Linked DNA regions of Homo sapiens: region 1 is linked to region 2. Evidence: chromatin loops called from intact Hi-C (ENCODE). Cell type or tissue: HepG2. All regions are shown on one strand. Links, peaks and the distances in the headings refer to the core of each region. The heading gives the core; the rest is flanking DNA.

The links. Peaks named below come from ENCODE experiments on the same cell type or tissue, not always from the same donor. Only the 100,000 strongest peaks of a DNase experiment are listed, where the experiment ranks them.
Region 1: it touches region 2 in a loop (6-fold over the local background); 12 of 110 quality-filtered maps call a loop at or near these places.

What each region holds. Positions count from the first base shown.
Region 1 is chr3:4,328,833-4,338,913 of GRCh38, forward strand. It overlaps a transcript of SUMF1 not described here. Among named protein-coding and RNA genes, the nearest start is that of SETMAR, 31 kb to the left of the region's middle. In HepG2, for the core only: a CTCF peak has its summit at 5,944 (motif pointing right); no DNase peak of the experiment used is centred there.
Region 2 is chr3:4,627,929-4,638,009 of GRCh38, forward strand. All of the region lies in intron 5 of ITPR1 (inositol 1,4,5-trisphosphate receptor type 1), which reads left to right. Among named protein-coding and RNA genes, the nearest start is that of EGOT, 120 kb to the right of the region's middle. In HepG2, for the core only: a CTCF peak has its summit at 5,643 (motif pointing left); a DNase peak (open chromatin) is centred at 5,643.

The DNA of each region.
Region 1 (10,081 bases), core at 996-8,995, 300 kb before region 2:
TTCACCTATGAGCCTGTAAAATTAAAAGCAAGATAGCTACTTCCTAGATACAATGGGGGTACAGGCATTGGGTAAATACACTCATTCCAAATGGGAGAGATTGGCCAAAATGAAGGGGCTACAGGCTCCATGCAAGTCTGAAATCCAGCAGGGCAGCCAAATCTTAAAGCTCCAAAATGATCTCATTTGACTTCATGTCTCACATCCAGGTCATGCTGATGCAAGAGGTGGGTTCACATGGTCTTGGGCATCTCTGCCTCTGTGGCTTTGCAGGGTACAGCCCTTCTCCTGGCTGCTTTAACAGGCTGGTATTGTCTGTGGCTTTTCCAGGTGCATGGTGCAAGCTGTTGGTGGATCTACCATTCTGGGGTCTGGAGGACGGTGGCCCTCTTCTCACAGCTCCACTAGGCAGTGCCCCAGTGGGGACTCTGTGTGGTGGCTCCAACCCCACATTTCCTTTCCACACTGCCTTATCAGAGGTTCTCCATGAGGGCTCTGCCCCTGCAGCATACTTCTGCCTGGACATCCAGGCATTTCCGTACATCCTCTGAAATATAGGTGGAGGTTCCCAAACCTCAATTCTTGACTTCTGTGTACCCACAGGCTCAAAACCACGTGAAAGCTGCCAATGCTTACGGTTTGCACCCTCTGAAACAATGGCCTGAGCTCTATGTTGGCCCCTTTTAGCCATGGCTGGAGTGGTTGGGACACAGGGCACCAAGTCTCTAGGCTGCACACAGCAGCAAGGCCCTGGGCCCAGCCCACAAAACCATTTTTCCCTCCTATGCCTCCAGGTTTCTGATGGGAGGGGCTGCCCTGAGGACTTCTGATATGCCCTGGAGACATTTTCCCCATTGTCTTGGCAATTAACACTTGGCTCCTCATTACTTATGCAAATTTTTGCAACCAGCTTGAATTTCTCCTTAGAAAATGTTTTTTTTTTTTCCTATCACATCATCAGGCTGCTAATTTTCCAAACTTTTATACTCTGCTTTCCTTCTAAACATAGTTGCAATTCCAAACCATAATTTTGTGAATATATAAAACTGAATGCTTTTAACAATACCCAAGTCACCTCTTGAACACTTTGTATTTCTTAGAAATTACTTCTACTAGATGCCCTAAATTATCTCTCTCAAGTTCAAAGTTCTGCAAATCTAATGCAGGGTCAAAATGCCACTAGTCTCTTTGCTAATGTGTAACAAGAGTTACCTTTGCTCCAGTTCCCAACAAGTTCCTCATCTCCATCTGAGACCACCTCAGCCTGGACTTTATTGTTCATATCACTATCAGCATTTTGGTCAAAGCCATTCAACAAGTCTCTAGGAAGTTCCAAACTTTCCCACAACTTCCTTTCTTCTGACCTCTCCAAACTGTTCCAACCTCTGCCTGTTACCCAGTTCCAAAGTCTCTTCCACATTTTTTGGGTATCTTTACAGCAGCACCCCACTCTACCAGTACCAATTTACTGTATTAGTCAGTTCTCATGCTGCTAATAAAGACATGCCTGAGACTGCATAATTTATACAGAAAAAAGAGGTTTAATGGATTCACAGTTCCACATGGCTGGGGAAGCCTCACAATCATGGCTGAAGGCAAAGGAGGACCATGCACGTCTTACATGGTGGCAGGCAAGAGAGCTTGTGCAGGGGAACTCCCATTTATAAAACCATCAGATCTCACGAGACTTATTCATTGCCACAAGAACAGTATGGGGGAAACTGCCACCATGAATCAGTTTTCTCCACTTGGCCCCGCCCTTGACACATGGGATTATTACAATTCAAGGTGAGATTTGGGTGGGGACACAGCCAAACCAAATCAGACAGCATGAGGCCAGATGAATTTGTCACTCAACTGTCTTTTTTTCCAGCTCATTCAAAAGATAAATGTTTTCTTATCTCTTAGTATTTCACAAAAATCTTTTTAAAAGAGAAAAGCAAATTTTACCATTACATTAGTGTATTACTAATGCTGAAGCCAATTTTTAGTAAAACATTGTCAACAAATCCATCTCAATCTCAATCAGTTTGATCACAAAGTAAGATTTCCATAAGTCTTTTTATAACCTTTTTACAGTTTTCTATTAAAGAACAAATCAATGCTCCTGTAAAACTCTGTTATTCCAATTCAAGGGCCCAGACTCTAATATCAATGTGCTTTTGATATTAATATTTACTGTATAGAAAAAGTAAATAATCATTTTAAATTTTAGACAACTTAACTGCACATACAATTCCTTTCACAAGGTCAGTCTTCTACAAACCTTCTACAATTTGCTTAAACCTTCAGTTTTGTCCTGTCATCTTACTTTAGGACAAAAATTTACCTTCTTTTCCAACTTTTTATATTTGTGTAGTTTTATCTGTCCTTTTTTTATTCCTTTAATTTAAAAAAAAAAAACCTTTAAACTAGGCAAAATTACTTTCCTTTTAACAAAAACCACATTTTCATGCCTTCTGATAACTTTTCTTAAACCAAAAACATGTCCTACTTCCCTTATACACTTTCGATGGAGAATTTTTTCTCTTGTATTTAGTAATTTCAATTATATACATTTATTACAATGTTAACTTTTAGTAACTCTTATTTTTAGTGAAAAACCTTGGAGGTAAGCCGTTTTAATTATGTACCAGATGCAAAGTCCAGAACAAAGGACAATGCCTGGAGCTAGGCCTAGTCATAGCCTAAAAACTTAAATCTAAAGATAAAAGGCTGGGCACAGTGGCTCACGCCTGTAATCCCAGTAGTTTGGGAGGCTGAAGTGGGTGGATCACCTGAGGTCAGGAGTTCAAGTCCAGACTATGCCAACATGGTGAAACCCTGTCTCTACTAAAAATACAAAATATTAGCTTGGCGTGGTGGCACACACCTGTAATCCCAGCCACTCAGGAGTCTGAGGCAGGAGAATTGCGTGAACTCAAGAGGCGGAGGTTGCAGTGAGCCAAGATCGCGCCACTGCACTCTAGCCTAGGTAACAGAGCAAGACTCCATCTCCAAAAAATTAAATAAATAAATAAATCTAAAGACATAAGTTTATAGACAAGTTAGGTATCAAAACAAATCATAGAAGCAAGTTTTATGCCTTAAAACATCTGGTAGAGATAGTATCTAATCAATAGACTCAGACAAAATGTCTAAATTAAATTCTGAAGACTTTTTTTATTTTACCAATAATTTTTAAATTGTCTTAATTTACTAAAGATTAATAAAGTCATGTGAACTACAAGGCATTTGAATTAAAGTTTCTATTTTTGTGATAACACATTTGATTTAAGCACTTCCTTTTTTCTTTAAGCCAATTAATTAGAGCCCTTTTACATATTTTGGTAGTGAAACATCACATACACACAACACGTATAAACACACAGACCCATAGACAGTAGCAGATCTTATATATTTATAAGATTCTTCATTTGCCAGTTCTCAAAATCTCACCTCCACTTTAGACTATCAGTCTCTTGATTACCTGTTTCCTGCCCTAAACAATTGTCAGCTAGGCAACCCTAAATTTACATTTCTAAAGGGACAGCTCTTATGTGAAACAAGGTAGAAAATTTATATCTCAAAGCACAGAGCTAAGGCATTAGGCCTAAATATTGTAACATCATTTGCTCAAACCAAAGGGGTTTTAAAGGGTGTAAGTAAAAGTTCAATTAAGAGACCAGGAAAACCACCTTAAGCAAAGTATGACTTGTCACATTAAAACAATGGTAAATGTTTCTAGTGTATACCGGCAGACACCCTTACAAAATGGGAATTTTCTTAAAGATGTTTCTTTTACAAAGGAGTTTAAAGATAGCCAGCTAAATGCCTGAAAGTTGTATTTTGGAATTTTGGCTTAGCTTGTTTTCTTAATTAGATTACTGGCTTCATGGTGATACAGACAGAAGACAGGGAAATACTGGGTAGAAGAGAGCAGTTCCCTGGTAAAGGTCCCACCCTCAAGCCTGGATACCTGCGGCCCTAAGTGAGAACAGGCATTCCTGTTTTAGTACTCGAAAAGTTGCCTTTTGGCCCACCATGCCGCCTATCCTGTACCCATATAAACCCTAAACCCCTGGCTCCAGGAGGCAACAAGCAGACAAATGGTAGAACAGTGCAGCAGAGAAGAAAAGAAACATTGGGAGGAGTTTGGCTGGGGAGAATCGGCCACTGGATGGCCAAACTCCAGGGGAAGATTATCTTCACACTCCATCCCCTATCCAGCTCCCCATCCATCCTGCTGAGAGCCACCTCCAACCCTAATAAAACCCCACATTCACCATCCTTCAAGTTTGTGTGTGACCTGATTCTTCCAGGACACTGGACAAGAGCTCGGGATACAGGAAGCTGTCACACTTGCCCTCTGCCCTTGCAGAAAGGCAGAGGGTCCACTGAGCTGGTTAACATTTAAGCCATCCACAGATGGCAAGGCTAAAAGAGCACACTGTAACATATGCCCATTTCAGCTCCTGCACCTGTCTGTCTGCATGTTCCCCCTCCCATAAGGGGGCTTCGAGCAGCGGTGGTGACCAAACAGGCATGCCACATCCATGTTACACATCCTCAGGGGGGTGTCAGGGAACTCACTCTCCCGCCTCATCGGGTGGAACCATTTAGTGAATACAGAAAGGAAAGCATGCAATTTTTAGGGCCTAATATTTAAATATGTGAGAAGCAGGTATAGCTGGAAAGCAAAACACAGGTCCCCCAAAATTTCAAGGATCCCATTTTTTATACCAAATACTGGGTCCCCAAAAAGAAGCAAAAGCCATGGGACAAGACAGTACAATGCTTCCACAGTGCACCTCACTGCAAGGACATTCCTTCAAGTCTGATGGACAACTCAACCCCAATCAGCCCATTTTGTGATCGGCCCATATCCTATGGGATGAGGACTCAGAGCAATGAAGATCGCAAAGAAGAAGGAGGAATAGTGTGGAGTAAATATAAACAGGAGAACAATTTTTTTTTAAAGAAAGCCAACAAAGATACTAAGCACATAATTTTTTTTTTTTTTAAGTTTTAGCCAGCCAGGCATAGTGGCTCACACTTGTAATCCCAGCACTTTTAGAGGCTGGGGTGGGGGGACTGCTTGAGACCAGAAGTTTAGAACCAACCTGAACAATACAGTGAGACCCCATCTCTACAAAAATATTTAAAAAGTAGCCAGATGTGGTGGTGCACACCTGTAGTATCAGCTACTGAGGAGCTGAGGTGGGCAGATCACTTGAGCCCAGAAGAGCATGGCTACAGTGAGCCCTGGTTGTGCCACTGCACTCTAACCTGGGCAACAAAGCAAGACCCATCTTTAAAAAAAAAAGTTTAAGTCAACTAAAAAAAAAAATTCCAAAAAACAGGAAACAAAAGGTGTTGAAAGCATAAAGGCTAGATATCAGCTTCTAATTAAATTGACTTCTAACCATAGAGCTCTCTAAAAAAATCCTTTCAGATCTTTTGTTACCAGATTTTAGCTGGGACAAACGGTTGATTTTTTTGCTTTTGAACTTCTTTTGCAAAGGTATCTTCCCCAGTGTTTCAACCAAGGTTATAACAACCACAGACACATGAGATGTCTCCAAAGAGGTGGCAAGCAGTTTTTTACAAGATCTAGAATCACCCCAAAGACAGCTCAGAGAAGGAAAATTTCACTATCCATAAAGAGGGTATAGACCACATTTCTTTCAGGACATGTTCTCTAGGATCTTAGCTTCTCAACTGACTGTCCACACACAAAGGCTCAAAAGCCTTGTGTGACCCCAAACAGACAGAAGAAAACAGGAAATCAAAAGCTTCCCAAGGAAAGGGAATGGATCAATAATAAGTTGGTACCCTAAAAGACATTCACACAAGTATCAAACCAAGAGGGGTGGGTTCCCTGACCAGGAATCAAACCCATGCAGTGGAGGTAAAACTGCAGAATTTTAACTATTAGGCCACAAGGTGGAGTAGCCTTTGTTGTTCCCAGATTAGGAAACGAACTCAAGCCCTGATGGGAATTTTAACTACCAGAACTATTTTAGGTCAGACTTTTTTGCACCTATTTTAGTCAAGAGAACTTTTTTAGGCTAGCCTTTGTCCTGTAAAACAGTTTATCTTTTTCATTAATTGCTTAATATAAGAGATCACTAAAATCTTTAACAGCACAGAGAGAGAGGCTGGGAAGGCAGTCTTACGTAAATAAAACCTCTCAGGTAGTCAAATTTTGATTTTTCTTAACCAGCCAGGGATTTTAGAGGTAAAATTTGTCTTTCGGCAGCTGCAGGGATTTCAGTTGACATAAGAGGGGACCAGAAGTTGGTCAAATCTAACAAAAGATGGACTGAAACAAACAAACAAAAACAGAAAAAAGTGATCTCTGCCTGCAGCCTAGCCATCCTCCCACCCATTCCTCACAATGCATTTTCCACCTTTAAACTCTTCAATGACTTCTCATCACTCTCAGGATGAAAGATGATGCCCAAACTTAACAAGACCAGACCACCCTACCTACCTCTTCACCTCATCTCTTAAAATTTACATATAGCCTAGATCTCTGATTATAAGGAGAAGTGATAGCCAGCTGACAATTAACTTTGACCTACAGCTACCAAATACCAAAATGAATCCCCAAATCAGCCTCTTACCTGGAGATGGGGTCTAAGCTAAAGGCTACTCTCCACCATCACGGAAGTGGGAAACTCATCTTCCTTGCTGAAAGTAAACTAAACTCCCATAAAGGAGTTCTGCAGCAGAATTAACCTCATCTCAACTGAAAATTTGGGCGAGGTCAGGGACCTCTGAAGGGAGAAGCTCCCAGACCTCAGCAAATCATCCCAATAGTCATAGAAATAAAAATAGCCCCAGCTGGCCAGGCACAGTGGCTCACACCTGTAATCCCAGCACTTTGGGAGGCCAAGGCGGACAGATCACGAGGTCAGGAGTACAAGACCAGCCTGGCCAAGAGACCAGCCTAGTCAATATGGTGAAACCCCATCTCTACTAAAAATACAAAAATTAGCCCAGTGTGGTGGCGGGCACATGTAATCCCAGCTACTCAGGAGGCTGAGGCAGGAGAATTGCTTGAATCCAGGAGGCAGAGGTTGCAATGAACTGAAGATCATGCCATTGCACTCCAGCCTGGACAACTGAGTGAGATTCCAACTCAAAAAAAAAAAAAAAAAAAACAGAAAAAACCCCCAGCCAGTACCAGGCATTGATAGGAGAGTTGTTGCTGGCCAAGGGCCAAATCTACCCGGAGAATCCCTCTGTAGCTACCAAAACGGAAGCCAAAAAGTGACTGAGGGAGGTCTCAAACGATTCAAGGTTGATTTGGCCAAGGTTGAGGATGTGCCCAGGAAGAAACACAAATCCCAGGAGCATCTTTGACCTATGATTTTTCCAAGGGAGATTTTGTGAACTTTAGTATTTAAAGGGGAAAGAGCAAGCAAAAAGGGGAAAAAAGGAGATGGGAGGAAGGGTAGGCAGTGAGGCAGATGGTTACAGTCTTGTGAGGGTCTGATTAGCTTCACTGAATCTACATTTTACATGTGAAAAGAGGGAGTGTGGAAGAGTCCATTGTGTATTGTCTCGTGCTCAGTAAATCTACATTTTACATAAGATAAAGTAAGCATGTGAAAAGAGGGAGTAGAGCAAATGAGGCTATGACACGGGTTGTGAAATTACAGTTATCTATTTGGGTACAAAAGGAAAAAAGTATTGGTGGCTTGATTCCCAAGTTTAACTTTCCCTTTGGCATAGTGAGTTTGAGGTCCCGATAGTCTACTTTTCTTTTACAATAACAACACAATTTATGATTTTGCTGAAAGGAAGCCAAGAAGAACAAATTATATGGAAAAATATATGATAATTTATTAATCAGGTCATTATTTTATTACTCATCCAAATATCACCAGCTCAGCTGAATGCCCAGGCATGATCAAAGATAATTCAATTTAGATACATTTGATATTCTGTCAACTTTTAGTCACATAAAAACCATAGTTTCATACATGTTTTTCATTCTTGTGGTTATGAAGACACTTTCATCAATCTGGGAAAATACAAATTACTTGATGTACTGAATAACTATCTCTACCATGTACCACTTTGCTAACTTTTCTTAGTCCTCTGGTCCAGATATATTCAATGTTCCCTAATTTGTAAGGGCAGCCAATTGCAAACTGCTGATCCCACGAATTCCAACTCTACATGCTCTTACCCTTGCCTTCTTTGCAAAACACTCTGGATTTTCTTTGTCCTGGTTTCTCTTTTAGATATTGCTGGCATTTCCCATATTCCATCTCTTATGATTCTTGTTTACATAGCCACTAGGCAGCTAAAACAACAAGAGAGCCAGCAATATGTTCTATTTCTCTGTCTCTTTTCTGTCCCTCCCTCCCTCCCTCCCTCCCTCCTTTCTTCCTTCCTTCCTTCCTTACTTCCTTCCCTCCTTCCCTCTCTCCCTCACTCCCCCTCCTTTTGTTTCTTCCTGTTTGCTGTCAACCAGCTATCCATCACCTCCATCACCCTACTGTCCCCTTGTCATTCATCTTCCTGCAGCCAGCTGCCCAGCCTCATCCTCACTGCTACACCCCTGGGAAAACACAAATTACTTCATTACTGGATGACCATCTCTACCATGTATCACTTTGCCAACTTTTGTTAGTCCTCTCGTCCAGACATATTTAATGCTCCCGGATTTATAAGGGCAGCCAGTTACAAACTGCTAATCCCACTAATTCCAACCCCACATGCCCACAACCTCTGCTCACCATGGTACCTACCTGAGCAGCCCACACTCTACCCTCCCTCCATCCCTTGACCACTTCCCTCCTCTTTCCTAACTTGCCACTACATCAAAGCATTTGTGCATAGTAGGTGGATACAGAAAAGTGCTTTCAAACAAATCTAAAACCCATTTCTCCTATCCTGCATTGAACATAATTGCATCTCTTCAATTAAAATTTTCATCTGCCCTCAAACAGTTTTACAAAGTGGGTTTGTTTTTGTTGCTTATTTTGGAAGTGTTTTCTTGCCAATCTGTATCTCCTACCCAACTCTTGAAAATAACCTTGTTTCCCTTTCCTCTCAGTAATCACCTCACCTCCCTCCCAGTAAACCCCCAATCATAGACATCCTCAACTTTTTCAAGGATAAAAAATCAAGGGCAGCTCAAAGATTAATCCTTTATCTTCAACAGACACCAGGCCTCCCCTCTATCCCAACTTGCTTTGCAGAAATTGCTTCCAAATTTTTGACTAGTTCAAAAATTAATTTTGACAACTAAATTATTGACTATTTTGAGTAGTAAGAATATTTTAGAGCTTGGCACAGTGGTGCATCCCTATAATCCTCACTACTCAGGAAGGTGAAGCAGGCGGAGGATGGCTTGAGCCCAGTCTCTGGGAGCTACAATCTGCAGGGAGCTACAATCACACCATGCACTCCAGCCTGGCAGACAAAGTGAGACCCTGTCTCTTTATTAAAAAGAAAAAAAAAAAAGATACTTTAAAGTAATATTTACTATCGTCATCCATTCAAAAAGAAAAGGCATCTTGACACAGGGAAGGTCTCTTAAAATCTCTCAGCAGTTCTTAAAATAAAGTCAGTGTGGCTTTATGAACAACATGACACCTTATCAGCACTTTGGAAGTAGTTCTGGTTGAACCACCTTGACACCAAAACAATTCATTCATTCATTCACAAACGTTTGTCAAGAATCTAGTACATGCTAAGTGGTGGGAAGTTGAGTCCCTGAGCTCATAATTCATTCAACCAATGTTTTCGAGCATCTACTGTTACATTCTGGAGAAATCAGGACGCAAAGCAATTTTCATTCTCAAAGAATTCATGGTCTCATAAGGGAAAAACCAAAACAAAATTTGAATGACAGAGTCTATGTACTAGGTCTACCTAGTACCTATGTATATCTAGTACGTAGAGTCTCATATGTATACCTAGTACAGAGTCTCTCACAGGTATACCTAGTACATATGTATACCTAGTACACAGAGTCTTTCATTGGGTCTTTGAGCCCCTATAATTTAGTGTGTGTGTGCAAATTTGGCATTCGTGTGATTGAGTTATGTCTAGCTACTCTATGAGACTGTAAGATCCT
Region 2 (10,081 bases), core at 1,435-9,434:
GGTGGTATCTGGGTGTAATGGTGGGAGACTGCTTATGCAACCCTCCAATTCTAGCAGCCAGCTTTCTACTTTTTTTTTCGTGAAGGGGTAGAAGGGAACCGACCGTAGAGAGGGATAGATCCTAGTCATCTTGAGATGTCTGGAGAGTTCTTCTTTTCTCAGCCACTCTCTTTGCATGGGTAGCTTTGGATGGAGAAGTGGTTATGAGTACAGGCACTGGAAGCAAACTGCCTGGAATGGAATCCTGCCTCCACCACTCAGCAACTGGTGCTCTTGGGCACGTTATGTGCTGTTTTCCACTTCTGTTATGTCACCTGTAAAATGGAAATGGCAGTACCCACCTCAGGAGGTCATTGTGAGGATTACAGAAAATGAGACATAAAAGCCACATGAATGGTGCCTGGCACATAATAAATGCTTGATAAGTTTTGGCTGTTAGCATTGTATCTGTTGTGTTATCTGGCATATTAAAGATGTGCTCATTCCACTGCTGACGTGCTGTGTGACCATAGCAAGTTTTTGAGCCTCTCTCATCCTGTTTCACCTTCTGTAAAATAATGACATAGTTCTTTTAGTGCCCTGCATTCCGAGGCTAATCAGGAAGTTCTCTGAGATGTTTAAAAGGAGACATGACGTATAGCCAGTGTACTAACATCGAAATTGTGCCCCATTTCCTGTTCCCTGAGCTACTTCATTTTCTCCCCGTCATGTAACATCATCTTTCTAATGTATTTTGGTTACTGGCTGCCTCCCTCCTCTGGCATGTGAGTTTCTTGAGGGCCCAGGTCTGTGTCAGTGTTGCTTGTTGCAGTGGGCTTTGTGTCTACAACAAGGTTGGGCACTTACCAGGCACTCCCATCAAATATTTCACGGAATGCACAGTGATCTTTCCTGGGGCTCAGTGATGACAGTTGAAGACCTAGAGCATCTGTGAGCCCCAAGCACCTCAAGAGGTCCTGCCTCTCACCTTGCTCCATTTTTGACCAGCGTATGGCTAAGTCACAGCCAGCTGCATTTGGTCAGGTGAGGGTCACGTGAAGGGAGTCCTACATGCAGTGTGTGTTGTTTCAGACGGGCTGTGATGAAAAGCCCAGGCTCCTCACCTCAGGGAGCTTACAGTCCAGCATGAGGACACCTAAGCTCACTCCCATTGAACCTAAAGTGAAATCCAGACTTTCTGTCATCATCTACAAGATGGTCCATGCCTGGACCCTGCTGCCCCCACAGAGGCTTCTTAACTACATTCTGGCCGTATGAGCTTTATTTTATTTTATTTTATTTTATATTTTATTTTATTTTTTGAGCACCTCAGACTCTCAACTGTCACATGACCTTTGCACCCTCAGTTTGTCCTGTTGAGAACATTGTTTTCCTGGCTCTTCTTGAGCTAGGACTTTGAGCCTTTGTGTCTCAGCCGAAGTGTCATCTCAGCAAGGTCTTCCCCTCCCACCTTATCTAAGAGATGTCTTGCTTGTTTTTCTCCATGATAGCACCCTGCTTATATCTTTCTCAGCACTGATCAGGGTCTGCAATTATATTTAGTAGCTTCGTTAATTATCACCTGTCGCTTATTAGAATGACAGCTCTACCAGGTGGTGGCATTATCTCTCTTGCTCACTGCTGTATCCCAGCTTCTGTAATAGTGTCTGGCACATAGTAGGTGCTCGGAAATAATTACTGAATAATGAATGAGCAGTGTGCTAGGTGCTAGAGATAGAAGTATAACAGTCTTAACCCTGTGGGAGCTGAATATCAAAGAATAAAGAGGCAGTGATAAGTACTATATTACAGGACAAACCACACAAAGCTGTGGGAGCACATAGGAAGGGTGCCAAATCGGTCTTTGCTGGATAAGAGGGTGTGATACAGTGGTCAGGGAGGGCTTCCTGGAGGAAGAAGGAAGTGCCGAGTAAGCCTCAGTCGGAGGCACCCATGGGATTTAGAGGGTAGAAGAAGAAGAAACAATGGACTCAAAGACTTGGAGGCTAGTGATTGCTTTGAAGACTTCTGGAATTGCATCGTTATTTGAATAATGATGATTATATCAGACATCCTCAATCCCAACAAAAGCATTGTACCTTCTTTAGAGCAAATATTATATGGCTTTATGAACATGGAATAAAATTCATAAATAATAGATACCAATTTTAAAAAATTATAAAGGAGAAATAAAAGGAAAGTAATAAATTATATAGTAAATTGAATACTCTTCTTAAGTCAATGCTCAGGGATGACTGCTCTGGAAGGCGTGAGGAAGTAAGTGCTTGCACCTCTCTGTATAAACCCCATGAGTGAGGCAGCTGTAGACTGTGACTGGTGTAGGTATATGGTATTGGCAGTGTGAAAAGCATGTTATCTGTGACGTGGTTTTCTAAAAGGGCTTCAAGCATAATCACAAAAGACATAATCTCAAGTGCCATAATCCCAAATGTTGAAATCCCTAAAAATTCAGTTCCAAAAGTCTAAATCCCTAAAGTGTAAAATCCTGAAAATCACAGTCGTAGGATATAGCTGCATGTTAGGCCAGCTCTTGTGGACTGTCTCTGTTCAAATGCCCATAATCTATTCCTGCAATACACTTTTTCTTATATCAGATTTTTAAAGTTTTTTTTTTACTATTTTAAATTGTCCGCATTATTATTATTATTATTATTATTATTATTATTATTATTTTTAAGGCAGAGTCTCACTCTGTTGCCCAGGGTGGAGTGCAGTGGCGCCATCTCGGCCTACTGCAACCTCCGCCTCCCGGGCTCAAGCGATTTTTCTGCCTCAGCCTCCCAAGTAGATGGAATTACAGGCATGCACCACCACGCCCTACTAATTTTTTTGTAGTTTTAGTAGAGGCAGCATTTCACCATGTTGGCCAGGCTGGTCTCGAACTCCTGACCTCAAGTGATCCACTGCCTCGGCCTCCCAAAGTGCTGGGATTATAGGGGTGAGCCACCGTGCTCAGCCCTGTCAGCATTATTTTTTACAATTCACTATGCTATGTGTTTAATCTTCGCATCATTTTCAATATTGGAGATTTAAATGGTGTGGCGACTAACATTAAAGAGTTCTGATTCATTTTATGCATTCTTTTGCAAGTTTAACTTCATGAAAGTGCATTGTTACAACTTGACGTGAATATGTGAAAACATGGGAACTTCCCCTGCAAATAAAGGGATGTTCTTCCTCGATGAATGAAGAGATGTTTGTGTTTGTGAAAGATAAAATTACTTGAGCTCTCAGCTCTTTGGGCGACTGCATATCCAGTGGTGACCCTCTGTGGTTTTGATCGATCTTGTGAAAAGACTCAGGTTGCTGGTCATGGTATTTCAGATGACTGCAGTATGAGCTTGGTGCACACAATCACCAACCATAGTGATACACGATTTTACATTTCCCTTTTTGACCTATTTCTTTATGGTTAATCTGCGCATAATCCCTGTGACCATTGTTAGTATACCTGAGTATTTATGCTTGCAAAAATATGTATGTTACTATTCCCCATTTTATTGTATAAAATGGCCTGTGAAGTGTTCTGTTGTGTTTTTATATGTTTCTCAAATCCTCTTTTAAAAATATCAATCTCTTTTAAAGAATTTTAAAATTATTTTTTCCGGAATTATATTTTGGGGATTTTGGTCTTTTTTGACCTTTGGGGATTTTAACATTTGGGATTATGGCATTCAGGATTGTTGTGCCTTTTGGGATTATGATCGTATCTTTTTCCAAAATAATCAGCAGTTCTTAATTATATTATGAATAATGCAAAGTACACTCTTTTCTTTCTTAAGTAGTACTTGCACGTTTGGAAAATTTATTAATAGTATTAATAAAACCATGGAAAGCTGTGATTTCTGTTGATATGTAAAATGGAGTGGGGTGCTAGGTTCAGGTAATTACAGATACCCCCAGGCTGGAATGCAGTGATGCCATCATGGCTCACTGCAGCCTTGACAACCTGAGCTCAAACGATCCTCCTGCCTTAGCCTCCCAGAGTGCTAGGATTATAGGCATGGACTACTGCGCCCAGCCGACAGATAACTTTTTAACTTATGTGAATATCCAGCTGGACATACAATTGTATGGGATAAATGATGGTTCATCCTTGCATAGGATTGTAACATGCGTTCACTTTACCCAGCATCCCTAGCTCCTGTCCACTGAACATCAGTAGCACCCTCTTCCAGTCACTGCAGCAATCCATAATCTCCTCAAAGTCTGTGCTGGGAACATGGGAATCTAGTTGAATAGGTGGGGAAGGTTGGTCAGTCCTGCATGTATGTATATTTAGTGCATATGCCCATAGGGGGCTATCTTTCTGGAGGGTCTATGTGTCTTTAGTTGTCCTCACTTTGCTTTTCTGGTATAAAGATCATTTTGTTCAGTGAGATCTTATTAATACATCTCCAACTCTTTCCTCTCCTATACTTTTTACCACAGGGGTTGTAAATTCAGATTCCTCTTGGCCATACGGGAAATCAACAGGAATAAAGTGGGCTTGGTGGGTAGTGTTGCCAAGTGGAGAGTCCCATGGGTGGGTCTGGAGGGGCAGCTCTACTTCCCTACTGTCACTGCTTGGGAATGTGGGCTGAGAGCTGCTGCCACGTCTTCCACTTTTTAAGAGAAGATAAAAATCCATGCTTTTAGTGTAGTATCTCAATTTTAAAAAGATGTTGGGAACTAATTCAATTAAGGCTTGAAATATACACTCAACACCAAAAGAAATGGCTCAGGCTGGATGTGGTTCTTCAGCCCCATTTGCAACCTGTGCTCTATATGTTATGTTTCATCAGCAAGTCCTTTCGACACTCCTTCCTATGAATGAACTGTGAAGAAAACAGCATGGTTGAAAAAAGTTCAATCATAAGGTGATCAAAAATGGTCAACTCCTTATTAAAAAGAAAAAAGAGAAAAACAGAAATCTCTCTCATGCTGTTTATGTTTTTAAAAAATAAAAAAGGAAGCCAGTTCTTTTCCCTGATTTAAGATTACTGATGTGACTTTCAGGTCTTTTTTTTTTTTTTTTTTTTTTTTTTTTGAGATGGGGTCTTGCTCTATTGCCAGGCTGGAGTGTAGTGGCACGATCTCAGCTCACTGCAACCTCCACCTCCCGGGTTCAAGCGATTTCCCTGCCTTAGCGTCCTGAGTAGCTGGGACTTCAGGGGTGCGTCACCACGCCCGGCTAATTGTTTGTATTTAGTAGAGACGAGGTTTCACCATTTTGGCCAGGATGGTCTCGATCTCCTGAACTCATGATCCACCTGCCTTGGCCTGCCAAAGTGCTGACATTACAGGCATGAGCCACTGGGCCCGGCCTCAGGTCTTGAATGTTGACTTTGTGCTTCACTTTCTGCAGTTCCTACTTTCCTACTTAGCTGGAACTTTTCCCCCTAGTGTCTTAAAGTTATCTACATATTTCATTCAATTTACATTCCCACCAGCCAATACGATGTTGTATTTTGGACAGCCACTTTGCCTTTGGAACTGATGGCCAGTCTCCAGTGGGTTTTCATTTTTATTTTTCTCAACTACTATGCAGCACCCCAATCAGAAGTCAGACTATTTTAAATTAATGCCATTTAAGGAATTAGTTGTCTAGACCACTTGACTTCCTTTTGACTAGGATGAGCAACATCAACAGCACTTTGAAGGAGAGTGACATCTAGTGGCTGGATACTGTCTATGCTTTTTCCTTCTGCAGGAATAACTGGATTTTGACTCTCTTGGTCATGTTTTCCTAAGGGTCTCTTGACAAAATGAGCTTCTTCCCATCCGCAAATCACATAAATTTCTTCTAAAGGCCATTACTACTGTTTTCTGACAGCAGCATAGCTGTTACCTTGAAACAAGCACCTACATTGTTTTGTTCTGAGAAATGATTACTTAAGTCACAGCTTTGACCAGCTAGGAAGAGCTAGAGGAGTGACAGGTCCTTATTGTCTGGGTACTACATTGCTTGTTTTTAGAAGCCTTGCTTCAATATCGCATTACATGATTCAGAGCTTGTTGACTTTAACAAAATAACCTTTCCTTACTGTTTCAGTCACCTTTCTATTGTCATTCGATAATAGTTTCTCTGTTGCTGAAATAAAATAACAGGTGGCTATGATGGGGCAGACCTTGATGTTGCTTAGGGAACATGGTGAATAATAGTGGTGGAACCATTTCATAGAGTGTTTTTTTTCCCCTTAGAAATTAAAAACAGCCCGCAACCCATTATTCAAGGGAAAAGAGTAATAGATATTTAAATTATCAGGATTTTAAAGTAATGAAAAGGTAACACATTTAAGATGCCTTTTTCTTTTTTTTTTGAGACAGTCTCACCACTCTATCACCCACGCTGGTGTGCAGTGACATGTTCCCGGCTCACTGCAGCCTCAGCCTCCTGAGCTTAAGTGATCCTCCCACCTCCCTGCCCAGTAGCTGGGACCACAGGCACACACCACCATGCCTGGCTAATTTTTGTATTTTTTGAAGAGTTGGGGTTTTGCCACATTGCCCAGGCTGGTCTTGAACTCCTGAGCTGAAGCAATCCACCCACCTCGGCCTCCCAAAGTGCCAGGATTACAGACATGAGCCATGGCATGACTTTAAAAAATTCAGAGTACCTGACACAGAGACATGATGAAGGTGTTTTTGAAGAAACTACACACTTGTATTTTAGGAGGAGTATTCCAAAATCTGTGAGTAGGAAAAGCAAAAAAATATTAATTGATGTGATTCGTAAATTGTGTTCCTCAAAGATAACCTTGGGTTTTATTTTGATGTTTTCCCTACTCTCCTACCCCCTATTCTGTTCCTGTGTCTCCACATTTTAAAGTATCAACAGGAGTGTGCTATTCACTTCCCTTTCTTGTTGCCCAGGCTGGAGTACAGTGGTGCGATCTTGGCTCACTGCAACCTCCACCTCCTGGGTTCAAGTGATTCTCCTGCCTCAGCTTCCTGAGTAGCTGGGATTACAGGCATGCACCACCACACCTGGCTAATTTTTGGGGGTATTTTTAGTAGAAACGGGGTTTGGCCATGTTGGCCAGGCTGGTGTTGAACCCCTGACTTCAGGTGATCTGCCCGCCTCAGCCTTCCAAAGTGCTAGGATTACAGGCGTGAGCCACCGTACCTGGCCTCTATCCTCATTTTTAATGGCTACACGGTTACTTCCTTGTTTGGCAGTACTGTCATTTTAGATAAGCAGCCTCTATGGGCAGACGTTAGGTAGGGAGTGATATTCAGGATCTTGACAACATTTGCCATTCTGAAAAAAGTTGTATGGCCTTGTGCATATGCCAGGTTGTCCTCTTAGGAGAAACTCCTAGAAGTGGAATTGTTAAGTCAATGTTATGTTGAGTGAAAAGTTTTTTGGTCAATATTGCCTGAGTATCCTTTAGAAAGGTGCTAACTCAGTAAAGGTACTAATTCAATATCTTTCTTTTTTTGTGGTGGGGACGGAGTCTCACTCTGTCGCCCAGGCTGCAGTGCAGTGGCACGATCTCGGCTCACTGCAAGCTCCACCTCCCGGGTCCACCCCTTTCTCCTGCCTCAGCCTCCCGAGTAGCTGGGACTACAGGTGCCCGCCACCACGCCCGGCTAATTTTTTGTATTTTTTTTTTAGTAGAGACGGGGTTTCCCTGTGTTAGCCAGGATGGTCTCGATCTCCTGACCTTGTGATCTGCCCGCCTCGGCCTCCCAAAGTGCTGGGATTACAGGCATGAGCCACTGCGCCCAGCCAAAAGGTGCTAACTCAGTATCTCACAGTGAGGGCCCATTCTTGGAATGTACTTGAGGGATTTAACCAACCAGATCTCATTCTTTCTGAGGGTAGAAACAGCCTTGATCAGTGGCCTGTAGTGTTTGTACCTTGTTACCTTTTCATCTACCTTATTGCCTTGCCTCCTGTTGAACCTAAAAAGAATCATGGATAGTTTTGTCTAAATACCAGACTTGGGTTTGTTTGTTTTTTTGTTTGTTTGCTTGCTTTTTTTTTTTGAGGCTGGAATGCAATGGCATGATCTCAGCTCACTGCAACCTCTGCCTCCTGGGTTCAAGTGATTCTCCTGCCTCAGCCTCCCGAGCAGCTGGGATTAGAGGCATTCGCCACCATGCCCAGCTAATTTTGTATTTTTAGTAGAGATGGGGTTTCTCCATGTTGGTCAGGCTGGTCTCGAACTCCCGACCTCACGTGATCCGCCCAAAGTGCTGGGATTACAGGCATGAGCCACCGCGCCTAGCCCAGACTTGGTTTTGTGAGGGGATTTATATAAAAACTAACATGTGAACTGAAATGAATTAAATTTGATATTTGTGCATTTAGAAAAGAAATGGGAAGTTTTCTCCTTAATGAGAACTTATAGGAAAAGTGAATTCTTAAAATGGTCCATAAGCTTAATACATTTAGTGCTAATTCAGTGGTGATGTGAAGGCTCAGGCATCATTAAACTTTATAACAGAATTAAAATAGTATTAACTCTTAGTTTAACAGAGTTTTGACAAAGTTTTAGATGTGATATTTGAGAATGTCTTATTTATCTGTTTTTGAGATGGAGTCTCTGTCACCCAGGCTAGAGTGCAGTGGTACTATCTCAGCTCTTTGCAACCTCCGCTTCCCGGGTTCCAGTGATTCTCCTGCCTCAGCCTCCCAAGTAGCTGGGACTACAGGCGCCCGCCACCATGCCCAGCTAATTTTTGTATTTTTAGTAGAGACAGCGTTTCACCATGTTTGCCAGACTGGTCTCAAACTCCTGACCTCAGGTGATCCGCCTGCCTCGGCCTCCCAGAGTGCTGGGATTACAGGCATGAGCCACCACTCCTGGCCAAGAGTATCTTTCTTTTAAGAGAAGTCTTTAGATATTTATTCTCCAATGTTGTTTTAATTTTCTGTTCTTCTCTTGCCTTTCATATGTCTTTTGACAAATGACTATGCTCTTTAGAGCTGCTCGTGTTTAATTAGTCTTTAATGTGGAATATGCCTTCTTGATGGTTAATTTGACATTTCTTTCTAGATGAACCAGTAACCATTGCGTTGCTGTTGTTATACTGTACTTATTCTAAGCATAGGTAGAAACATAATATTAGCATTTCTTAAACTGAAGCCATTGGACATTCTTGAGAGTAAGGGGAATGCTCATGAGCAGTTTTTCTCTTAAAGATGAGCTCTTTGATCATTTGAGTCCAAGAAATGCTACTTAAGAACTCTCTAAAGGTGAATCCTTTCAGCTTGGGCTTTGAACAGAGAAAAACCATATTTGCATGTTGGAAAATGTTATATTTTATTTTACTGAATCCATTGAGTTTTTTCCCTTTGATATTTTCCCCCTCTTGAGTTTGCAGTCAGTGTTAGCTGAGAACTCTTAAGCAGAAAGAACAAATGGCTCTCCGCAAAGAATAAGCCTTCATTCCAAATGGATGCAGTCCAATGTTATGTTTGGAAGACTACCTGCAGAACCTGTGGGTACTGTAGAAATCTCTGAAGGGAGTGTAAGCTCAGGTGTGAAATTAGGGAGAACAAGAGGTGGGAGGCTGCTAAGGAGAGTATTTATGCAGAGGAAAGAAAAGGTTCAGGAGGACTGTGCTGAGGGCAACTTGCATGCCAAAGATTGCCACGTTGCAAGCACTGGTATTATTTCTGAATGTGTCTTGCACCCAGTGGATTTTATCCTTGTGTCACTGAGAATAGCAGACTGGTAACTAATTCCAAAAGAGAGAGAGGGAAGTTTTGAATGGGCTGTTGTTTTAAAGAGCTGATACAGATGGGGTCAACTTGCAGTGATCTATGCTAACCTGTGTGGATCATTCCCCTCCTGTAATATGGTTTCATTTTGGCTTAGAATTGCTTCTGGCAGTTCATTTTTCTCAAAAGATGTGCTTTCCTAAAAACACCTGTGTTCCAGGTAGAAATGGAACAGATGCTGACTTTGAAGGAAACAGAAAGGTTCTTGACCTAGCCAACTTAGGTCACCTTTTGAAATGTTAATCAGCAGAACATTTCTTAGTGTTAGAAAGTAGCGTATAATAATAATGGTTAAAATTTATGATCAAATGGCAATTATGTGTCTGGCATACATTTTCTCTGATCTCTACGATGGCCCTAAAAGGC